Linked DNA regions of Homo sapiens: region 1 is linked to region 2. Evidence: chromatin contacts called from ENCODE Hi-C or POLR2A ChIA-PET data. All regions are on one chromosome and are shown on one strand. The core of a region is the stretch at or near the end of the contact, and the rest is flanking DNA. Distances in the headings are between cores, read along the strand shown.

Region 1 (6,776 bases), core at 3,548-6,047, 280 kb before region 2:
TAAGTGGCCTTTCCTCTTGAGCTCTGTGTGTAGTTGGAGGTGGGGCAACTAATGAAGAATGTGCCTGCTTTGCAAACCCAACTATCTACATATGTAAGTTCCAGTGCCTGCATATGTGAAGAAACCCATTGTGGTCTCAAGTACAAGAGTGATTTTCTAATCTAGCTGTATCAGATACAAATCAATACTACTATTTTATCTATAGTTAGCCCTTCTATTTCTTTCTTTTTTTGTTTTTTCTTTCTTTTTTTTTTTTTTTTTTTTGAGACAGGGTCTCACTCTGTCGCCCAGGCTGGAATGCAGTGGCAGTGGCGCAATCTCAGCTCACTGTAACCTCCACCTCCTGAGTTCAAGCGATTCTCCCACCTCAACCTCCCGAATAGCTGCGAGTACAGGTGCACCACCATGCCTGGCTAATTTTTTTTATTTTTAGTAGAGACAGGGTTTCACCATATTGGTCAGTCCAGTCTTGAACTCCTGGCCCCGAGTGATCCACCTGCCTCAGCCTCCCAAGTGCTAGGATTACAGGCATCAGCCACCGTGCCCCGCCCCTTCTATTTATTTCTAAACTGGTACAGAATTTGTTGATGTTTGGAGAGACTAGTACTCTCAAACCCAAACAACACTTAATAAACCTCATAAATAAACATATTTATATACGGTGATATGGTTAGGCTTTGTGTCCCCATCCAAATCTCATTTTGAATTGTAATCTCCATAATCCCCATGCATCAAGGGAGAGACCAGGTGGAGGTAATTGAATCATGGGGACAGTTTCCCCCATGCTGTTCTCATGATAGTGAGTGAGTTCTCACGAGATCTGATGGCATTATAAGGGGCTCTTTTCCCCTTTCCTTGGCACATCTCCTTCCTGCCACCTTGTGAAGAAGTGTCTTGCTTCCCCTTCACCTTCTGCCATGATTATAAGTTTCTTGAGGCCTCTGAGGCCATGCTGAACTATAAGTCAGTTAAACCTCTTTCCTTTATAAATTACCGAGTCTCAGGCAGTTCTTTATAGCAGTGTGAAAATTGACTAATACATACGGTAAAACAATCTTTTGGCTACCTAGATGCCAGCTATATTAAATGTTAGAACCGAAATGTAACTAGAGGTTACTTCAGTGATTTGATAGAAGATAGTCCATGGAAATAAGATAATTAGATTCTACTTCTAAGAAATGCATTCAAAACACAGAAATCAGAGCTGGCAAAATTTAGGCCTAACTTGGCTCTCTCACCACCAGACCACTGGAAACCCTTAGACATTCCAGCAAAGTTACTCTCTCTGGTTGACATTGCAGTCAAAACTTGGCTCTGCTTATGTGATGGTTTAGTTGGCTCCTGCATTTTATTGCTAAAGCTGGATTTTACTGAGTTCTTCTTTCTTTGACCTACATGAAAATGTAGCATCCCCTCCTTCTTCCACATAGGACAGAAACCTCCAAATGACCAGGATAGTGGGAAAAGACAGGATAGTATCTCTTCATTTGAATGTTACAGTAGGTAGTCAGACATGAGCAGGGCAGGAGAGCCACCCCCTCCAATACCAACCAAGAATGTCAGGCAACCATCAGGTGATGGTCTGGTGGTTGTTAAGTGTGTTTCTAAAATAGTAATTGGTCACAGCCAGTGCCAGGCAAAGATAGTCTCCCAGTAGATAGAAATCCGATACTGGTGATCAGCAGCTTCTTGATAAGATCTCAAGAGTTGGGCAAGTGAGCTCAAGCATGTGCACTAAGAGGCAAAATCATGGAGTTTAACTGCTATATGACCTTATAGGAACATTTGACTGGTAAGGGAAGAACGCCTCAAGTGAGCATGCGTACAACTCCAGTAAACACAATGCACATGCAGCCCCTCCCAAGTGCTGGCAGGCCACTGTGCATGTAAAATGCCAACGTATAAGACCCCAAGTCAAGGTCAAACCGGACACTTGATCTCTCAAGTGACTCACTTGGCTCTCTTCCAAGTGTACTTTATTTCCTTTCATTCCTATTCAAAAGCCTTTAAATAAACTTTAACAACTGCTGTAAAACTTGCCTCAGTCTCTCTTTGTCTTATGCCCCTTGATTGAATTCTTCCTCCTGAGGAGGCAAGAACTGAGGTTGCTGCAGACGCGTACTAATTCACTGCTGCTAACATACTTTGGTGCTGCATGAATTGGATATGTTCCCTAATGGTAAGAGAACATGATCTTCACTTTTCTGATTTAGAATAAAGATAAAGACATTAACTTTGAGATGATGTATTTACTTTTCCTCTCCATCCTAAGAAAGGGTCATTCCAGAAGTTCGTTCATATTTATTCATTATATGAATAAAATTTTTCCTCTTCAAGAATCCAGAACTTATGACTCATATTTGGGAAAATGCACTGTGGAAGGAGAATATAATCAAGAAATAGGTAAGGCTAAAGTTTCCTGAAAAAAAAAATTGATGAAGATTAGCCAAGAAAAGCTTTAGAACAGGAAGCACTTAGAAGAGACTACCATTGATTTCATTATGGGGAGTGGGGAGAAAGATATGGTTAGAAAGTATGTGGGGAGATGCCCAGGATTGGACTCCTTGTAAGTAACTCAATTCTTATTGTGATTTCCTTTTGGAAACTGTAAATATACTATTTAACATAAAGCCTTAATTTCGCTCCTTTTTTGTTTGGTTATCATCTTAAATTACACCAATGCTTCAAAAAAGAAAAGCACCTATATATACCTGCATATATAGAGAGATGGTCTTGCGGAGGCTAAAGAAATGAGGTGGTAAAGAGTTGGGATGACCTGACTCCACCCCCAGGAAAAAAAACAGCCTCCCATGCAGACAGTGACCATCATCTCAGAAAGAGTGCAACCTCAGCCCTCTCCATTTTGACCCTTAAGCTAGGTGTTGCTTCTCTCTAAAGGATGGGGCATGACACATCCCATGTCTCCCTTATAAAAATATATGCGAGCAAGAAAGCCTAGTGATCACTTTTGAAAAATAAAACTGTAGTAATTTTCTGTTGAAATATTGATTTGAATGAACATGAAAATCTTCTTTTATCTAGAACACAAGCAAAATGCAGTCTTCTTTCACAACTGAGGGAGAGCCAAAGATAATAAAACATGAAATTAGAATCTAGAGCCAAAAAAAAAAAAAACTGATGAATTATTCAGTTCTCACTCCTGCTTTGGAAACTGAGGTTTAAAGAGGTTAAAATCAAGGTCACCCAGTGGATGTGTGACAAGGAGTAGGGATGTGGAAACCAAGGCTTTTGTGTACAATCTGTGTTTCTTACACTCCAACCTGTGCCCATTCTGAGACAGTTTCAGACGGTGATGAAAAAAACCTCTCCATGCCCCAAATCAGCAATCAGAGTCCAAGAATGATCAGTTTTCTAGTCAGCTGTGCTGAATGAGCTCTATGACCTGGATTTCTCCTGCAATATCTTAGTTTTCCCTTGCCCAGTTACTTTTATGACCTATTTAATAAGTCATAAAATTATGTACTAAATTTAAAAAACTATAACTTGTAATACTATATTATAAGGATAATGTCATTGGTAAGGAATCCTAAGTAGACTATTACTTTTTTAATTTCTCAGATATCCATAAGTTCTGCTTGGGGGAACTGGTTTGAACTAGATACAAAGAAATTAGCCATATAACAGTTTATCTCTTTGGCAACCCCATTTTCCTAGTACTTCAAAATGACTCCTGCTTCAGAAATGAACACATATTCAAAGCCAGTGTACAAACTTAATGGTCATCCGGTAATATTGCAAAATATCATCTGACCTGCCCAAATACATATTTTTAGACAGTTCTATAAATGGCTCCTTCCCACGGGATACATATTTCTGTTCCATTTTTTGTGAATGAATATTCCCTGCTCCCACACCCTTCTTTACAGGAAGAGGAAGAAACACTGGAATTACTAAATGGAGCATGACTCTTTTTCCAGACAACAGGCCCAACCATGAGAATTAGAACGTCACTTGGCAGCTGGATCCCTTTTCTGTCCTCAGAGACGATGACACCTCAGGAAAGTGCTTACCTCCACATACTTCCTGAAGCCTTAAAAGGTCAAGAGTACTTATTGAGACACATTTTATTTTCCGCTGTCCAATCTAAAGGCATCACAATGTTTTTCAGAGAGATTTTAATTCTACAAAATGATTCAGTAAAAGACTGGATCTAAAATTTGTCATGTTAAAAACTACTAAAATCAGGTCATGGTACAATAATTTCCTACAGCTTATAATAATTATCATGAAAGTATAAGTCCTGCATTTCTGTTTCTTAAACTATAACGTTTTAAAAATTATTTAATATTGTTTTATCCTAATCATATTCAGATCAAACAAAGGTATAGTTGTTTTTTAACTGGCAAAAATGCAGGAAAAATGTGTAAACTTTTAAACAACCAATATTCAGAGTGAACTTTTAGAAAATGTTAAATTTATCCCTCAAGTAAACTGTTTGTTATTTGCTTATATTCCTTTAGAAATCCACCAGGAAACTCTGTCCATTACTCTGACATGATTGTACCATTAGGACCTCTCCTGGTAATTCTGTTTACCTCGTTTTTCATACTAAAAGCCAAATACTCATTAATAACTCTTCATCAAAGAAGACAGTCATTGTGGAGCACAGAAATTAAATAGGCATCCTAAAGATATTGGGATTCACTTGGAAGGAAAAATATAGAAAGCAAATTCGTGGTTGGTAAATATTGAGAGGCTTTTAACGACTAAGGTCTCATGTACTTCAATGCTAAAAAGCAGAAGCAAGCTGCTGGAAAGCTGGCTGCTGCAAAAATTTTTGAGCTCTTATCACATGACATTCTGAAAGCCTTTGGAAACATTAAAACATAAAAGTCACCACACTACTTCCTTCTGAGAGTTTCTAAATGCCACTGAGAGTTTCTAAAATGCCCTGATACCCTACAGCTCTTCACTCTTGGAATAAAGGATCCAGGATGTTTTAAACGTTACCTGGTTACATTGGCAACAATTATCCTGAGTCTTAAAATACTCCTTACATCAAAACTCACTTCTTAGATTCTATCATGTTCAAAACAAAATATTATAAAATGCATAGAAACTGATTGGATCCTGACAAATAATTATAGTTGGGTGTTTTTTTAATTAAAACTCTGATAATATTTAATTCATTCTTCTTATTTTTATAACTTTTGACATGTATGGATTAATTTTCAGATGTTTTTCCATTTTAAAGCAATAAATAAAATATAATCTAAGAGCTCATTTTTGGAGATATGTGTTATACAAAAGGTAATTTCTATTTTTTATGCAACACAGCATTTTAATTATTTAAAATATTGTAAGTCTGTTGGTAATGAATGGTGCTGTTGTCATTGATACTAGAGACAGTCTTGGAATGTGTGAAACTGGAATTGAAAGTTTAGATAGACTCACATCAGCTACTAAATTTAAGTAATAGATTTTTGTTTTTTTTTGTTTTTTTTTTTTTCTTTTTTTTGAGAAGGAGTCTAGTTCTGTTGCCCAGGCTGGAGTGCAGTGGCACGATCTCGGCTCACTATAACTTCAGCCTCCCAGATTCAAGCTATGCTCCTGCCTTAGCCTCCTGAGTAGCTGGGATTACAGGTACCCGCCACCATGCCCAGCTAATTTTTGTATTTTTCATAGAGATGGGGTTTCTCTGTGTTGGCCAGGCTGGTCTCGAACTCCTGACCTCTTGATCCGCCCTCCTTGGCCTCCCAAAGTGCTGGGATTACAGGCATGAGCCACCGCGCCGGGACTTCGTTGATTTTTTTGTCTGTTAACAACATCACTCAAACAAAGTACATAATTTGTCTTTTTTTCTTATGTAATATTCTATCTTTATTTTTCTTTTTAATTTTTGTGGGTACATAGTAAGGTGTATATATTTATGGGGTACATGGGATGTTTTGATACAGGCATGCAATGTGAAGCACTTCATAGAAAATGGGATATCTATCCCCTCAAGCATTTATCCTTTCAGTTACGAACAATCCAATTATACTCTTTAAGTCATTTTTAAATGTACAGTTAAGTTATTATTCACTGTAGTAACCCTATTATGCTATCAAATTGTACGGCTTACTCATTCTTTCTAACTATGTTTTTGTACCCGTTAACCATCCCCACCTCCCTCCCCAAACCCTGCCCACTACACTTTCCAGCTTCCGGTAAACATTCTTCTATTCTCTATGTACATGAGTTCAATACATAGACAGATTTGTATATTTGGAGCCTGGAAGTTGACATGGATCATATCTGAAGGCTCCAATAGTATCAATGCAGTTGGAATCAAGGTTTTGATTTTTAACTCCCAAAAATAAGTGAGAACATGTCATCTCTCTTTCTGTGCCTGACTTATTTCACATAACATAATGATCTCCAGTTCCGTCCATGTTGTTGCAAATGACTAGATCTCATTCTTTTTTATGACTGAATAGTACTTCATTGTGTATATGTACCACATTTTCTTTATCCATTCATCTGTTTATGGACTCTTAGGCTGCTTCCAAACATAATTTGTCTTTAAAGTCTGATTCTGTTCCTATCAGCCACTATTTGCTTCATAAAGAAATTTTCTTGCTGATAGACCTTTGTTTTACAGAATGAGAAATATCAAAGGTTTTGTCACTGAAATGAATGGTTCAGTTTTTACTTTACCCATATTAGCTCTTGTATCAGTGCATCCCTCTACTTTGCATCTCATGTATAAACTCCTCAAAGAGATTACTTACAACTTGTTTTCAATGTTTCTGACTTTTTCCTCCCTTTATTCT
Region 2 (6,834 bases), core at 3,500-5,999:
TACATATGGAAAGATGGGAAGGGAAGAAGACTTGTTTAGGATGACTCTGGTTTCTTATTCTCTATGTTCCTCATTTTTTTTTTTCAAAATGAACCAAACAGGGTTGAGAGTGAAGGAAGATGCTGGGTCCAGTTTTGTACATATTGGGATTAAGGTACCTTACAGATATCTAAATAATGATGTCCTATATACTTTGACATCAGTCCATGGTCCTTAAGCCTCATGCTGTAATCTATTTGTCTTCTAATTGTATTTGTATTTTATCAAATACATAAACATTCCTAATTAACTTAGCAAAATAATTACCTTCAGTTTGTGTGACTTAAACCTTATGCTTCCCAAGTGAAGGCATTGCTTCTTAAATGTTTCCCCCAAAACAATTTAACTTAAGGAAGTGAGCAAATTCTATTATTAAGAAATACAGATTGCAGATGACAGCTATAATGTAATCCAAGCAGATCAGAGGTCTCAAAGCCATGAAACTTGGTTATATTAATAGGAAAGCAAACTGCATTTTCCCTTGTATTAGGATGAGTCTTTATTCTAATTAGGGGAAGTTATCTAAAATCCACATATTTGTTTCCTTTATCTATTTCTTCTATACAAACCTTCTGTGAAAAGCAACAAAGTGGCAGCACAATTCTCTAGCATTTTTACTCCTGTAGGTTTTGATTAACTGTAATTAAGTAAAGGCAATTATTCAAAGGGAAATAAATTTTCTCATTGTTAACTCTATTAAACAAGAAGTCATTTGCTGCTGAGTGTGGTGGATGTAAAGAGACTTAATTACCCCTTTTTCTTTTATCCTTTTTCCTAAAGGAATAAAAGAAGCTTCATATTATTTTCTGAGTCTTGACTCTAGTACACATCTGCCTCCCTTGAGCTGAAGGTTCACAATTTTTTGTTGTAATCCTTTGCGTCTGGAGATACGCCTGTGAACTAGGGGTACAATAATAGCCTGGGTTTTCTACCTGTGAGCCATGGTAGGCAGATCCAGAAATAAGAGCTAATAGTTTATCTGGAAAAACACCTTTGGGAAATTTCAGGTAATCACAAACCACTGTGCAAAACAAAATTAATGCATATTTGGTTAGACTAATGCAGATGTATCTAACTGCATTTAGGCAATTCTGCACATATTAAAATTATTTCACTTCCCAGAAGGAAAGTAAATTTAGGGATGGAGAGTATTTGGGTTGCAAATGGAAAAACTAGATAAAATCACTTTTTATAAAAAGGTTGAGAAAAAAGAATAAATAGGCTTCTATGTTCAGGAGGAAAGTTTGAGAAGTGGGGGAGACAAAGTTTGTGTTGCTGTGAGAGACTTCTTGTCAGATACCGTGCTTGAATTTCCTTGAAATCTGCACATGTAGTCAAATCTACTGTTCTTAATAATGTATACAAATACATCCAGCATTTACAAGATACATCATTAAGAATGCAGTAAATAAATGCAACACTTTCAGCCTCAATATGATATAGGGTCAAGAAGATAAGGGAAGACTATAGAATTGAGTTGAAACATGAAAGATGGATAAACCTTCTAAGAAAGCACCTTAAAACTGGCTGCACAGTGGAGTTATTTAACTGATTAAAAAATCCAATGACTGCAAAGGGTCCCATTGCCAGAAATAATGGTTTGATTAATTCGGGATGGAACCTGAGAATCAGTATTTTTTAAAGGTCCCAGATGATTCTAATGTGTAGTCTAGCTTGAGAATCACTTATATCAGAGATGGTTATCACTAACTATAAACTATTGGTAAAACAAATCAAACATACTTTGTATGTGTATTGAGTGTATTGCTAAAGCTTTCTGGATGTAGAAGGGCTACACAGACATTTTATTCTCATGAATGAAAATGGCTAGCATGTTTGAAAATGAATTAGACAAAGAGTTATTATTTTGTTTTTAATTTCTACTATATAGTAGTCTTAAAAATTAAACCTGTGATGTTAGTATTTGTAGTATTTGTATTTTAGAAATAAAAGGTGAAATATAGAGGACAGAGATAAGACAAAGAACCTACCTAATTTCCAGAGTTTCAAACCTATAACTTGGTGCAAAAGTAATTGCGGTCTTTGCCATTGAAAGTAATAGCAATACTGTAATCACTTTTGCACCAGCCTAATAGAAGATGGTTTGGGATTCAAACCCTATCTCCCTGATGCTTACGGACAGTCTTTCAGGGTTTCCTATAGGGTTATGCTCCTGCCCCTGGCAGGTGCTCATTGGCTTACTATCCTTTTCTCAAAATAACAGTATTTTTCTAGAGAGAAAAGAAATAAAAGTCAAGAGAAAAATGGAAAGAGTAACAAGCTTGGGAAGAATGTTAATACTATTATATTTGTACGTTATATGTTTCACATTTCCGCAGCATATTTTCTTCATTGTTGCTAAGGGAAAGAGAGCAACTGCAATCTTCTATGATGCCAGGAATAGGCTTCATAGATGAAAAGCACGTTTATGAGAAACTTTAAGATAAACTGAATTTAAGGCCTCTTCCATGTGAGTTCTCTTACTTAACATCTTAGCTCCTCAACTTAAATAGAAGGCACATAAATTACTGATGTTCCCACACACTGACTAAAAGCTGGATAGGATTTGGGTTTGAGTATCAGAAGAATTGAGTTCCCTTCTGCCTCGCAATCTGAATCCAGTTCATTCAAACCATGCTTTACAAGAATGAGTTTCTTATTCTTATAAAAATATTTGCAATGAAAATTAATTAGTTTACAACCATATTTAAAACCTTGAAAAATACTGTTTTTGCATGATATCATTATTAATTATTGTATTGCAGCACCCAGCGTGATACCATGCTTATGCAGATACTTTACAAATATTACTTGATGGTTTGATGATTTTGTATGATTAAAAAACACACAAAAAGTTGGCTTTCATTACATGGAATTTAAGGACATATAAGAGTTTGCAAGTAAAAGGTATATATTCTTGCCATTTTTAATTGCTTAACTTTTATAAAACATAGTTTATGCTCTTTTCTAAGCTTTTTAATACTATGCAGAATCGACAGACAAGCTTAAATTACAGTCATATTCAATTACTAGCAGAATATACAATAAGAATACTCATAACATCATAATTGCTAAAACTTATTGATAACATAGTATGTTAGTCACTATACTAATTGCATAGATTCTCTTAAATGCTACAACTACGAATGAGTAGGTAGTAGTATCATTTATACTTTCCCAATGCGGAAAAGGAAACTTAAAGGCATATTTAAGGTCACAAATCTAATTAAGTAGCAGAGCTTGAACTCAAACTCAAAGTTAATCTAGGGGGGTTGAATTTAAGGGAGTTATCATTAAATACATCAATACAAAAAAAATTCCAATATTCTCTCTCTAAGGTTGCATAACTCCCTGTGGCTTCCATAGGCTATTTGGAAACAAATGTGAATATACATGGTTTCTTTCTGTCTATTCTTTGGCTAGTTAGAGGTTTCAGCAGTTCTTACCTGCTTATACAAAAGGCAGACAGATACAATTACAAGGGCGGTTTGAAATAAGTCCAGAATCTTCCTACCCACTGACCATGCAGAATCCAAACCCTTAATATGCATAATGAAGGCATTACTTCACTTTACTTTGTAATTTCTCCTAAAACGCACACAAACCATTACCTCATTCAAAATGGCTTGGATTGAAATAGCTGATTTAAACTGATGTTTAAATCTTAGAACGAAGCCAGGCTGCTGTCTGTGTAAGAGGCTGCACTGCCTTATTACTGTTTTATTTTGATTATATCAGCAAGTGAGAATCAATAGGTCAGACAGGACCTGTGAATTGATGTTTATTCATATGCATGCCTTCCAGCTGAATGTGATTAGAAATGATAGTGTCATTATGTAAGTGCTAATAGTACCTAAAATGTTTGAATGCTCACTACGTACTGAGCACTAGTGTACATGCTCTACATGGATTACTTCAAAACAACCCTATGGGCAGGGACGGTTATTGACCCCATTTTACAGGTGAGGTTAATATCACTTTGCCCAAGGGTCGGCACCTAGCAATTGGCAGTGCCATGCAGGCATTTTTACTTCAGAGTTAGCTCTAAACATCTAAATAGTCTTGGCATGAAATTCTATTATTATTGGAGGTCAAAGGGCATGACTACATTGTAAGCAGTACAATGGAATTGTTTTGGAACCTGAAGTCTCAGCTTCAATTTCTAGTGCACCATTTATCAATCGGTGTCCTTGGGCTAATTACCTCATTTGCTAGTGGAAGATAATAGCATTACCTACCTCACAGGTTGGTATGAGGTGGATAAATTAATTCATATGAAACATTTTAGCATAATGACTAAAAAATAATAAGTACTCAGTTATTATTATGTGAGTTACCTAACTGGCTCCATGAGTTGATTCAGGCTCTAAAAATAGGCAACAGATGCATTAGGCAGCTTTGATTGCTTTCTGTAACTTGACATAGCAGCTTTACGTTACTCAATGATTTAGTACAATTTAACATTTGTAGAGCTCCTTTCTCACAAAGATAATTGATCTCACCAATCATCAGCCAACTTGTGAACTGGCTCAGAATGAGAAAACCCATAAATTTCAGATGCAGAAACAGGCAAGCAGTGAAAATTCTTGCCTCAGGACACACTTGAATTCAAGGAGATTTGAGGATTAGCACCAAGGCATGTTATCTAACCAGAGAAAACACATCTCTTCTGAAAGTTCCTGATAGCCTGAGGACTCAAGGAATCAGACACCCAATGACTCCAGAGAGAAGGAAATGACACCTGAGAAAGAAAATGACACCTGAGAAAGAAAATCTGGCTAGTCTTAGATCTTGACACAGACTCTTGTTTGATGCTGGATATGTTCCAACTACATTAAAGTTCTCTACACTAGACTTGCTCAATTGTCTTGGCAGACTCTGCCATAGATGAGACATCAAGTAATCCATGCTGAGTAGAGAGAAGAAAAACAGTAACTGTAACAGACTAGGTTTCATTAACCCAAGGGTTCTAAGAAAAAAAAAAAACGTTGTAGAAAGCTTCCTTTTTGTGGCAATCTAACAAATTTTAGAAGAGAACTTTTTTATTAACTTATTTTTTGCCAACTGCATTATAATATGTAAGCTGACAGCTATATTTTTATAAAAATAAATTCGTATGTGCATTTTTATGGTACATGGGCTTCAATGGCAAGATGCTTCATTAGGCTGCTAATCTTATCCATCTCACTGGGTCTAGCCTCCCTCCCATCTCCCACCTCCCCTAGATCTATACGCACCTCCTTCTTTACTCCCCCAACTAAAAACACTTGTTAATATCACTTCACTGGGAACTGAAACAATGAGTTCAGTTTCATGAGTTAGCTGAGATAAATGTGGTGGGAAAATTTTTCTTTCTAAGTAATTTAAAGATATAGATACATTCACATATATATTCTTTGATTTATTTTGAAAGAAGTTAGAAAATAGGAGATCATCAAATATATAAACTTAATAGTTCAGTTTTCACTTAAAAAGTTAAAAAAAAAAAAGAAAAAGCCATTTTGTAGTAATCAAGACATTTTTGAGGATAGGACTTGGGCAGAGAGAGTACAGTGGTATTCTATAATCTGTGGTTTCTCTTTCTGTAGTTTCAGTTACCCATGGTTAGTTGCGGGTTTAAAAGTAGGTGAGTATATTACAAAAAGATATTTTCAGAAAGAGTGAGAGAAACCACATTCACATCACCCTTACTGCAGTATATTAATTGTTCCATTTTATGATTAGCTATTGTTATTCATCTCTGTGTCTAATTTATAAAAGAAACTTTATCATAGGTATATATGGGTAGGAAAACACATAGTATATGTAGGGTTTAGTACTAACCATGGGTTTAGGCTCTCAGAACCTATCCTCCATATAGGGGGATTACTGCATGCTACATGCTTGGATGGGATTTCCAATCTCATTTTCTAGTTTAACTCTAACCTTTCTGTCGCATTAGGGTGGAATGTTCTTCTCTAAAACACATGAAGTAAATGAATGCTTGGTAAAGATGTTCATGTTTAATTATAACTGGAAGTCAGACCTGTCTTAGGCAACATAATGATCAAGGTGAAGTTCATCCCTGCTGGCTTCCCATCTACTTCTGCCAGAGCCACTTCTTCCTTCTGACCCTCCCTTTGTCTTCCTGCCATCCCTGATTCTTGTCAAGGGGATAAAGTGTCGGGCAAAGCAAGCTTAAGGGTTTTGCCTTTCAAAGGAGATTTCTTCAAATTTAGAAAATGAAAACATTTTTCAGGAGGGGACCACTAAACCATGAAACTATATAGCTTGGGCATCAGCAATTTAAGTTTGAAATAAAACAGTGTTTAAATTTCAGTTTTGACACTTCTGGGTTTTATAACCATGGGTAAATGACTTCAATCTCTTTTGAATTCTTTGTCTGAAAAGAAATAGGAATAGCAATAGTAGCTATCTCTGTTGAGAGTTGAGAATACGGGGAAACTAGGTATGATGCCTATTTAACCCATAACAAAACGTCAATAGTCAGTAAGGCTGATAATTTGCAGAAAGAGTATCTGACTTGTACCCCTTTAAATAATAACATTTGGGACCACAAAAGTCACTTGCTGGTGAGACTGCCCACCATACCAGTTATAGATTGTCATAACTTCAAGGAATCTTAGAGGTCAGCCACTTCAAGGTACTTAGAAAAAGGTACCTGGCTTATCAGCCAGATAAACCAATTTTTCCACGGCCACATAGGAGTTGAGAGATTGAGTCATGTCTCTAACAGGAACTTCTTACTGCAGTTCTAATTTTTTTCACTTGTAGTTCTAATTCTGTTCACTTCAC

Evidence for each region. A loop is a pair of places that touch in the nucleus more often than their neighbours do. ChIA-PET counts read pairs that join two places held with the same protein, here RNA polymerase II (POLR2A). Pooled maps may share reads with other maps.
Region 1: a pooled map shows a loop between it and region 2 (8-fold over the local background). The contact joins two enhancer-like sites. A Hi-C loop is called at or near these places in 5 of 50 pooled maps. POLR2A ChIA-PET finds 5 or more read pairs at or near these places in 3 of 52 experiments (CD8-positive, alpha-beta memory T cell, T-cell and activated naive CD4-positive, alpha-beta T cell).

The regions. Positions count from the first base shown.
Region 1 is chr3:105,903,173-105,909,948 of GRCh38, forward strand. No RefSeq gene overlaps it. Among named protein-coding and RNA genes, the nearest start is that of CBLB, 38 kb to the left of the region's middle. Within about 2 kb of position 4,798, at least 9 of the 41 ENCODE cell types and tissues checked have a DNase peak (open chromatin) inside an H3K27ac peak, as active enhancers do.
Region 2 is chr3:106,179,407-106,186,240 of GRCh38, forward strand. All of the region lies in intron 2 of LOC105374027 (a long non-coding RNA gene), which reads left to right. Among named protein-coding and RNA genes, the nearest start is that of CBLB, 310 kb to the left of the region's middle. RefSeq lists an enhancer at 5,000-5,049. Within about 2 kb of position 4,750, at least 3 of the 41 ENCODE cell types and tissues checked have a DNase peak (open chromatin) inside an H3K27ac peak, as active enhancers do.